Regions from separate parts of the Homo sapiens genome. Here region 2 is linked to region 1. Evidence: read pairs that join two places in POLR2A ChIA-PET (ENCODE). Cell type or tissue: endothelial cell of umbilical vein. All regions are shown on one strand. Each heading gives the region's core, and the rest is flanking DNA. Links, peaks and the distances in the headings are about the cores only. Region 1 overlaps PGBD4 (piggyBac transposable element derived 4). Region 2 has its middle 38 kb from the start of LINC02252.

What was found. ChIA-PET counts read pairs that join two places held together with the same protein. Peaks named below come from ENCODE experiments on the same cell type or tissue, not always from the same donor. Only the 100,000 strongest peaks of a DNase experiment are listed, where the experiment ranks them.
Region 2: POLR2A ChIA-PET joins it to region 1 with 7 read pairs; 1 of 35 experiments calls an interaction of 5 or more read pairs at or near these places.

The regions. Positions count from the first base shown.
Region 1 is chr15:34,107,347-34,112,729 of GRCh38, forward strand. It overlaps PGBD4 (piggyBac transposable element derived 4), which reads left to right. Exons shown (of 1, transcript NM_152595.5): 1 at 1-1,340. Among named protein-coding and RNA genes, the nearest start is that of PGBD4, 8.0 kb to the left of the region's middle. In endothelial cell of umbilical vein, for the core only: a CTCF peak has its summit at 2,887 (motif pointing right); a DNase peak (open chromatin) is centred at 2,925.
Region 2 is chr15:34,691,134-34,696,516 of GRCh38, forward strand. No RefSeq gene overlaps it. Among named protein-coding and RNA genes, the nearest start is that of LINC02252, 38 kb to the left of the region's middle. In endothelial cell of umbilical vein, for the core only: no CTCF peak of the experiment used is centred there; a DNase peak (open chromatin) is centred at 2,458.

The DNA of each region.
Region 1 (5,383 bases), core at 1-5,000:
AGCAACATTAAGATTGTGTCCTATTTTACTATTCCTAATTTTGCTGAAGTGAATTTCTTTTGCCATGTGATTTCCACAGGTGTATATATGTAGCGTAATTAGTACTAGTAGAAAGTAGAATTGCTAGATCAAAGAGTATGTGCCTTTGTAATTTTGATGATATTGTGAAATCTTCTTCCACAGAAGTTGTTGCAACTTTCACTCTCACCAGCAATGTGTAAGATAACTTGCTTCTTCATACCCTCACCAACAATGAGCTATCAAATGTTATTTTTGCCAAGCAAATAAATTAAAAGTGATATCTCAGTTTTTGTTTGTTTGTTTGTTTTTTGAGACAGAGTTTCACTCTTTGTTGCCCAGGCTGGAGTGCAGTGGCGTGATCTCGGCTCACTGTAACCTCCGCCTCCCAGGTTCAAACGATTCTCCTGTCTCACCCTCCCGAGTAGCTGGGATTACAGGCACCTGCCACCACACCCAGTTAATTTTTGTATTTTTAGTAGAGACAGGGTTTCACCATGTTGGCTAGGCTGACCTCGAACTCCTAACCTCAGGTGATCCACCTGCCTCGGCCTCCCAAAGTGCTGGAATTACAGGCGTGAGCCACCATGCCTGGCTCTTCTTGCTTGTTTGTTTTGAGACAGAGTCTTGCTCTGTCAGCCAGGCTGGAGTGCAGTGGCACGATATTGGCTCACTGCAACCTCTGTCTCCCAGGCTCAAGCAATTCTCCTGCCTCAGCCTCCTGAGTAGCTAGGATTACAGATGTGTGCCACCACGCCTGGCTAATTTTTGTACTTTTAGTAGAGACGGAGTTTCACCATGTTGGCCAGGCTGGTCTCAAACTCCTGACCTCAGGTAATCCGCCTGCCTTGGCCTCCCAAAGTGCTGGGATGACAGGCGTGAGCCACCACGCTGGGCCTCTTCTTGGTTTTTTAATCCATCTTCTGCCATATGGTGAATTAAATCTAAGTTGTATTGTAGGATTAATGGAGAGCAGCTAAAGAGGAATAAAGCCATGTGTTCAGCCAAGGATAGTTATCATGAAGGATAAAAGCCTCAAAATCCTGATTTTGAAATACAAAGTGCTGATTTTAAAATCAGTACATGTTGAGCTGAGCCCTGAGGCCTTTGTTTCAGTCCCAACCAGAGCAGAAGTAAGCATTGTTGAAACCGTAGTAAAAAGATTATTTGAGAAATAATGGAATGGGACAAAGGATTATAATGTGCTACAGCCCTCTGACCATTACACTTTCTAAACTATTAATAAAATTTTACTTTTCAAAAATGATTTCAAAAATTGCAAAATTTAGAAATATGCTGAAATAAAAACAGCTTCATCCCAAGTTTCCTGATTTTTTTTTTCTGTATATGTTTGGTGACCCTTCTTTGCTGGTGGTATCTTAGACACTTGTTCAGTTTTTTTTTTTTTTTTTTTTTTGAGGCAGAGTCTCACTCTGTCACCCAGGCGGGAGTGCAATGGCGTGATCTTAGCTCACTGCAACGGCGTGATCTCAGGTCACTGCAACCTCCACCTCCCGGTTCAAGCAATTCTCTTGCCTCAGCCTCCCGAGTAGCTGGGACTACAGACGCGCACCACCATGCCTGGCTTCTTTTTGTGTTTTTAGTAGAGACAGGGTTTTGCCACGTTGGCCAGGCTAATCTCGAACTCCTGACCTCTGGTGATTCGCCCGCCTTGGACTTCCAAAGTGCTGGGATTACAGGCATGAGCCACCATGCCCGGCCTTGACACTTGTTCAGTTTGACTAACAAGTAATCAGTGCTCGTCATATTTCCCCAGGTAGGAGCTGGGAAGTTTACTTTGCAGTGGGACAAAAGGTGGATGAGGACCAGCAGTGAACAGTAACTGAAGTCTCTGTATCCCCATTTCTGCCTTCCTTTCTTCCCTTCCCTTATTGTCACTCATACTAAACTATCCAATGCTTCAAACCCCTCACATGCCAGGCTTATACCTCTATAGGCACTACATGGAGAAGAAAAGCCTGAGTAACGTTTTCAGGTAGTGCAAAATTCTGTTATCTCTACTATTTTCCAGGTAGGCCAGAGGAATTGTATAGAGATTCAACTCCAAATTATGTGTTTTCCCATAATGTAGCCCTTGGACTCATGCTTTATAAAAGAAACTATAATTATAATAAAATATTTTAGAAAGATTTTGTGCTGGACTGGCTCAGTTTGTCCAGCCAGATCACTTTTTTTTTTTTTTTAGACGGAGTCTCACTCTGTTGTCAGTCTCACTCTGTTGCAGTGGCGTGATCTCAGCTTACTACAACCTCCGCCTCCCGGGTTCAAGCGATTCTCCTGCCTCAGCCTCCCAAGTAGTTGGGACTACAGGTGCGTGCCACCACGCCCAGCTAATTTTTGTATTTTTAGTAGAGACGGGATTTCACCATGTTGGCCAGGATGGTCTCAATCTCTTGACCTTGGGATCCACCCACCTCAACCTCCCAAAGCGCTGGGATTACAGGTGTGAGCCACTGCACCCGGCCCAGCCAGATCACTTTCTACTCTTACCCTGCTTTGTGACCTGGAAGGGTGGACCTTTAAGGGCTGCAAAAATTCAGTTCCATTTCCTTCTGGCTTCCTGTTGGGTTCAGCCAATGGGAGCTATCAGTAACACACCCCTTGCAGTTTCTCTTAACTGCATAGTTAACTGAAGCAGCTCCCCATACTTCAAAAATTCTAATGAAGGGATAGTTTACAATTGCCCCTTTTGAGTGTTCCCTTTCTTTCCTGCCAAGACTCTGACCCATATGTATTTCAAGTAGAACTATGTTCTACATATGTTAATTATTGCAAATAGTGTTAAAGTGAGAAGTGATCAGTTTACTATCCAAGCTGTTCACTTTTCTCCCTCTTCTTTTTTTGCTGCCTAGCTCTTGACTTCATATCATGGCCACAAGGGGGTGAACAAAGATAGGCACAGAAACAAATCTCAAAACCCATGCTTTAGGAATTTTTATAAATGTTCAATTATACCAACAAAAGTTAACTCTGGGGTTTACAGGTAATACTTCTTTTTTATCCAGTATTCTTTTTAAGTTTCTGTTTTGGGCAACATTTTTATAGTCAGGAACGTATAAAGCTGTTTTTCAAAATAAAGGGGGAAGTAAACTTGCTAAAAATATATAATAGAATTTACTTTGAACTCTTAAAATTGGAATCTGTCAAAAAACAGTTATCATCTCTATCTGGACTTTTCATGATCATTTAAAGCAACATCTTTGGGGATAGTTTCGGCCTTTCCCCGCTCTCTTTCAGTATTCTGCTTGTCAGCACTGATATAATGGTGCTTTTTAAACTATTCTTCACACATTGGCTATCTATTTACAAGTAAGAGGTAGTCAGTTATAAGGTATGACTATAAAGTAACGAGGATTATACCTTTAGCCACTTCTCTTTTATATTTAAATCAATGGGTTTGTGGTATTTTTTAAAATAGAGTAACACTAGCAGAATGCTTGGGAAACTTCAGCCGCTCTAATCTCCAAATACCTCATTTACTTTAAGTGATTTTTGAGCTTTAAGTTTTCAAATCTCATTTACTTCAAGTAGACTAGCTAATCTTTTTCACTCCAGTAAACTGGAGCCAATTCCCATAATATTTTTAAATGCTTGTCATCCACTAGGACTGTGGATTTGGCTTTCTGAAGTTCCCTATGAAGTCCTCTGAAATCGGATGGGTCATCCGTCATTCTCAGAGGGAGTTCAAGATGAATCCTAACTTGCCTCAGTGTCCTGCAAAAATAAATTATAATGGAAAGATTTCACTTTCCTCATTTTACTCTAAATTCTTATCCCTTCCACCAAATTCTGTGAAAAACATAAGTAAAATAAATTGTGAAAGTGTGAAGACATGCTAAATAACTTATAAACATGAAGAGGAGGCAATCATCTTTGATATTAAGAAATGTTATACAATTGCAAACATCCGGAGATATTCTAAAGTGCTCTGTAAATGCTAAACTGTAAATATTGTTAGTTACTATAATTGAACAATACTGACTAAGAAGTGAAAACGTTAGGGGGAAGGAGTTATGTTGCACTGACTATGCTTTGTGCTTTTAGGCTCTGCTCGCCTGGTGAACCCTGCTTCTCAAATGGCCTGTGGTACAGGTATAGGGATGTTCAATGCACTACGGGGGACCTAGGCTAAAGGACTGGCTCTAAGACCAGTCACAAAACTTAAGCACAGTAGTTAAACTCCAGCTCCACACACGACATCCAAAGCCCTCCTTGTATAGTCTCTGTGTTGCTGCCTCACATGCCAGCCCTTACAAAGCATTAGTGCTCTATTTACATCTCTACATAATAAATGCAAAAGCTGGATCTCCTTCATGCCTCGATTAGGGTTTTACTTCAAACAAACAAACAAAAAAAAACTGTGGGCTGAGCACAGTGACTCACGCCTGCAATCCCAGTACTTTGGGAGGCTGAGGCGGGTGGATTGCCTGAGCTCAGGAGTTCGAGACTAGCCTGGCCAACATGGTGAAACCCTGTCTCCACTAAAAGTACAAAAATTAGCTGGGCATGGTGGCACACCCCTGTAATCCCAGCTACTTGCAAGGCTGAGGCAGGAGAATCACTTGAACCCAGAAGGTAGAGATTGTAGTGAGCTGAGGGTGCACCACTGCACTCCAGCTGGGCAACAGAGCGAGACCTTGTCTCAGAAAAATAAATAAAAATTTACTATCATCAATGTGCAAATGGGTAGATGATAAAATTTTACCATCTCAACTATTTTTTATTTTATTTTTTTGGTGGGGGAATGGTATCTCACTCTGTTGCCAGGCTGGAGTGCAGTGGCGTGATCTTAGCTCACTGCAACCTCCGCCTCCCAGGTTCAAGCAATTCTCCTGCCTCAGCCTCCTGAGTAGCTGGGATTACAGGCACCTGCCACCACGCCTAGCTACTTTTTGTATTTTTAGTAGAGACGGAGTTTCACCATGTTGGCCAGGATGGTCTCAATCTCCTGACCTCTTGATGCCCCCACCTTGGCCTCCCAAAGTGCTGGGATTACAGGTGTGAGCTACCGCGCCCGGCCTACCATCTCAACTATTTTTAAGTGTACATTTCAGTAGTGTTAGGTATGTCACTGTTGTATTAAGTTATCGTTGTTGTAAAACTAATCTCCAGAAATTTTTTATCTTGCAAAACTGAAACTATACCCATTAAACTCCCCATTTCCCCACAGCCTCTGGTAACCACCATTCTTTCTGCTTCTGTAAATTTGACTACTTTTTTTTTTGAGATGGAGTCTTTCTCTGTCACTTAGGTTGGAGTGCAGTGGCATGATCTCGGCTCCCTGCAACCTCTGCCTCCCAGGTTCAAGGAATTCTTCTGCGTCAGCCTCCTGAGTAGCTGGGAC
Region 2 (5,383 bases), core at 294-5,293, 580 kb after region 1:
CCTCTAATTTCGTGGCTGGGTTGGGTGGAGACTCATCTGAGGTGGAGGCTTATGTCTGGGGTGGAGTAGGTTAGGGCTTACTCATAGCTACAAGGGAGCTTCTATAGTGGGAAGTAAGCTCCGCCTCACAAGTTTAGGGATTTCCCACTTTGAGCAATGAGACTTAAACACTGGGAAGTTTAAAAGAATGCTAAATGGGCAGAAGCCACCAAGGAAGAAGAATTAAAGAATATTAAATGAAAGAACCAGCAAACCCATATACAAAGTATAGGCTATTTATAAATACTTATGGATCAGATCTGGGTGAGAAGTTGTTATAAGGGATTACAAAATGGATTGAAAAGGAAATAATCTAGAATTCCTTTAAGGAGGTCAGAAATAGTGCAGTAGAAATATTGTGTTTTCAAATGTAGGAACAGGAAATTATGATACTATTCCTAACCCATCATAAGGGTCATGGCCAATATTCTTATAAAAAAATACAGGTTAACTAGAGAAAATCATAATACATTTATTTAACCAAAGTTTTACACGACATAGGAGCCTTGAGAAATGAAGACCCAAAAGCCAGGAAGAACTTTCTTTTTTATGCTTGGGTTTGATGAAGAATGGACAGCTGTATAAAAATGTGATTGGACAGAAAGGGTATAATCCGAGAGCAACAGACTGAGGGGGAAAGCAAGCAAGACCTGTCTGTTCAGCTTCTTCTTGACCTCTCTGTGTAGCGTTTCTTCCTCCTAGGAAGGGGTCCCTCTGGAATGAGGGTCTTCAAGGGAGAAGGGAGAGAATGACCTTTCTAGGTTTTACGGGTGGCTTTGAGAAAGAGGAGTTCTAGTTTCTATGACCCACCTTGGGGAAGGGGAAGTGTGGCTTCTATGACTCACTTTGGGGAAGAAAGAGAAGCAGGAGACAGGAGGATGGGAGAAGATGGGAAAGACCTTGGTTCTGAGGCCTTTCCAATTTTCTTCAGTTCAAAGTACTCAGCACACCAAAGCGCCATGCTTTGGAGTATCATATTCTGAGCCCAACACAAACATAAGTTTTCCATTGTTAATTTTTCTCTACTTTCTCAGGGTCTTCATTCCTACATTCTTACAGCCCAGGCGCTTCATCCACTGGAACTCTCCTCCATTACTCCCACCCTAAGCATTATTCTACACCCCATTTTTGCTCTCAATCAACTATTGATTCATTTTCCTGCAAAGGTGTTCACCAATAATTGAGGTGGCCACTGATAAACCATCAATGTGTGGAATCTCCTAGGGAACATTTACATTTCAGGAGAAAAACAAAGCCTTTAAGCTCTGAAGGAATACAAAATGTAGGAATAGCATTTTGTGGCACAGAGTTCTCCCTGGCTCTCTGAAAAATGGCTCTAGCTAAGACATCTGCCTATATTGCCAATTCAGCTCTCTAAGTCTCCTTCCTTGTGGCTGGCTGGTTGCAAATGAGGCATACCCATCTATACACAGAAGACTTCTGAGGGTCATGCACTGAGCACATGCCCCTCTCAGGGTGCATGCACCGACCCCTACCTTTCTTTTCAGCGCCTGTTTACACCATTGCCTTTTGCCCTATGAAGACACAGTCCTCCCTAAAGCCCAGTTCACCCCGTTCTTTCCTTTCTCAAAGGTTAAAAATAGCACTCTCTTCAATGACCTCAATAATTTAGAACCCATGAATAAGTCATTTGCCCAGGAGACTACATTGGGGCTTCTATTTTTGCCTATAATCTCTCACCAAGCAAAATGACCTCTCTCATGGAGCCAACAATGACACCCGTTGCTCTTCTGGCTTCCCACAGAAAGGCACAGGCAGAGCTTGCAAAGTAGTCTTTCCTCAAGGACAAGATGGTCTGATAGGTGTCAGTGACTTCAGAATGTGAGTAACTAAACATGAACTTAGCCATGTATGCCTTGCTCAGAACTCCTGGAACTGCCCAGAGCATACTCCAAGAGGAACACATTCTATAAAATGGGGGAGGCAATTTCTGCCTATACTGGCCCTCCTCTCCAGCCCTCCATCTTTGAACCTCAATAGAAGAGCAATATGAAAGCTGCTCAGGCCCTTAAGCCCATGTGATTGCTCCTGCATTCCAACAACACCTCTCTTCAACTTACATTCCCTTGCCCCATCAACTATTTACTCTGAGCCAATCCTGTGGTCACTGAGAAACACTCCACCTCAGGTATTTGGGCCACTAGTCAACAAAAATAAGTTTGACTTTCTTCCCTCCATATTTCCATACCTAGGGGCTGTCCTAGTTCCGCTTTTCTCAACTATCCATAGGATTCCCAGCCCAAGTGTTCTGCCGGCATCTCTAGCCTCAGCCTCCAAGGGATCCATTCTCACTTTTCATTGGCCCCATGCCCAAAGCCTTCCACGCTGTTTGTGCAGCCCTGAACTATGTCAGTGGGAAGCTACATGAAACCGTGTCATATGACCTCATGCCCCATGAGTCACAAAATCATTAATTCATTCTCACTATCTCCCTCTGGAAAAATACTCTTCCTAAACCTTACTCCCTGCCCCTGCCAAAAGGAAGATATATGTATTTCAGAAAATGAGAAACTGCTTCTTTTACAGCCTATTGTTTTCCTTTATAAAATAAATAATTTTTTGTCTCACATTTCCTGAAAAGTTACCATGAGGCAAGTACAGTGCTTAATGCTTTATTGAAGCATCTCACTTATTTTTCTCTAAAAATCCTCTAAGGTGATGTTATTTCCCTCATTCTATACTGGAGAAAACTGGGGCACAGCAGCTTGTTCACAGGGGCAGAGGCAGGATTTGAACCTAGGAAGTCTTTTTCCAGAAACTACTGATCACTAAGCTCTACAGGACATAAGACCGTACCCTCTTGTTGCCTTTAGTCCACAAAGAACTCTGTAAGTAAGTTCCCACTTTTTCCTTTGAGAAGACACAATGACTTCCATTTAGTCACATCTTTGGTGGGCATTCCTTACTTCCTATCTGTGCTCTCTTTCTGCCAGTTTAGGCAATACCATCATGGACATAGAAACGGGCAAAGATTTCATGACAAAGACACCAAAAGCAATTGCAACAAAAGCAAAAATTGATATGTGGGATCTAATTAAACTAAAGAGCTTCTGCACAGCAAAAGAAACTATCAACAGAGTAAACAGACAACCTACAAAATGGGAGAAAAGATTTGCAAACTATGCATTTGACAAAGGTCTAATATCCAGCATCTGTAAGGAACTTAAACAAATTTACAAGAGAAAAACAAACAACCCCATTAAGATGTGGGCAAAGGACACAAAAAGACACTTTTCAAAAGAAGACATACCTGTGGCCAATAAGCATATAAAAAAGCCAAATATCATTGATCGTTAGAGAAATGCAAATCAAAACCACAATGAGATACCATCTCACACCAGTCAGAATGGCTATTACATAAAAAGTCAAAAAATAGCAGATGCTGGCAAGGTTGTGGAGAAAAGGGAGCACTTACACACTGTTGGTGGGAGTGTAATTAGTTCAACCATTGTGGAAAGCAGTGTGGCGATTCCTCAAAGAGCTAAAAACAGAAATACCATTAGACCCAGCAACCGCATTACTGGGTATATACCCAGACGAATGTAAATCATTCTACCATAAATACTCATGCACGCGAATGTTCATTGCAGCACTATTCACAATAATAAAGTTGTGGAATCAACCTAAACGCCCATCAATGACGGATTGGATAAAGAAAATGTGGTACATATACACCATGGAATACTTTGCAGCTGTAAAAAAAGAACAAGAGCATGTCTTTTGTGGGAACATAGATGGAGCTGGAGGCTGTTATGCTTAGCAAACTAATGCAAGAAGAGGAAACCAAATACCACATGTTCTCACTTATAAGTGGGAGCTAAATGATAACTTATGGATACGAAGAAGGAAACAACATCACCAAGGTATCAGGCCCAGTAGTTATCTACCCATAGGAGGAGGGAGAGGAGCAGAAAAAACTATTGGGTACTGGACTTAATACTGGGTGGTGAAATAATAGGTACAACAAACCCCTATAACACGTTAACCTATGTAACAAATCTTCACATGTACCCCTAAACCTAAAATCAAAGTTAAAATAGAAAAAAAAGCACAAGAAAAAAAAAAAAGAATTAGCAGGAGTGAATGCTCTTAACTGAGAGCTCCCTGGTCTAAAATTCTTAATTAATTGCTGTGGGCCTCACTGAGCCAGGGTACTTTCCATTGCCAATTCTTTTTTTTTTTTTTTCTTTTTTTTTGAGACGGAGTCTTGCTGTGTCGCCGAGGCTGGAGTGCAGTTGTGCGATCTCTGCTCACTGCAAGCTCTGCCTCCTGGGTTCATGCCATTCTCCTGCCTCAGCCTCCCGAGTAGAGTAGCTGGGACTACAGGCACCCGCCACCACACCCGGCTAATTTTTTGTATTTTTAGTAGAGATGGGGTTTCACCGTGTTAGCCAGGATGGTCTTGATCTCCTGACTTCGTGATCCACCGGCCTCGGCCTCCCAAAGTGCTGGGATTACAGGCGTGAGCTACCATGCCCCCCTCCATTGCCAATCCTAACCATTTGAAACAATTGTTATATGTGTTCATACTTGGTGAATTATAATAATCAACACCACCCTTCAAATTGCTTATCTTATTTCTTTGAAAAGTGGAACGGAAGTTTTTCCACAGTGAGTAGTTCAGGAGAGTCTATGTAGCCTCTACTTTTGACACATGGATATATTTTCAGTAGATATGATCAAAAAGAGAATACCAGCTTGAGTTTCTCAGAGAAGTGTGGTTCATTAATTCATTCACAAATATTTATAAAGTGCCTGCTATAAGCTAGGTGCTGGATTGAATAACCTTAACAATCCCTTCTGATCTTGAGAATCTATAATTCCAGGAGAAAGGTGAAGTGAGCCTAGAAGAATTCACTGGATTTTGTAGAGTGGAGACAAGAAGGGATACCTTTCTATATCATGTTAGTGAAGGATAACAGTAGGACAGCACTGGCCTATCCTGGTGGGGGTGAGTATATCTCTCTAGTACAACAAAAGAAACTCTCCAGAAAATTCTGGGGAAATGTGGTTGGATGGGTAGTCTGGGCCGGGTTATTGGATGCCCTTGAAAATCAGGCAGGAACCACACCTTGGTGCTAGAGACAAGAGAAAGTCATTGTCATAATCCTGAGCTGGGGAATGCTGTGAAGAACATAGTTCTTAGGGTGAGAAATCAGTGGCCACTTGTGGTGAAAGCGAATCTTTCTTCTCCTTACACAGCCAATTGAATGAAAATGAACATTCCCAATTAGAGAAGAAAAGTAACCTCCCGGTGGCCTAGATGCACGGCACAGAAACAGAAACAGAAGGCATTTTTCTCCCCTTTCACAGTTCTTATTTT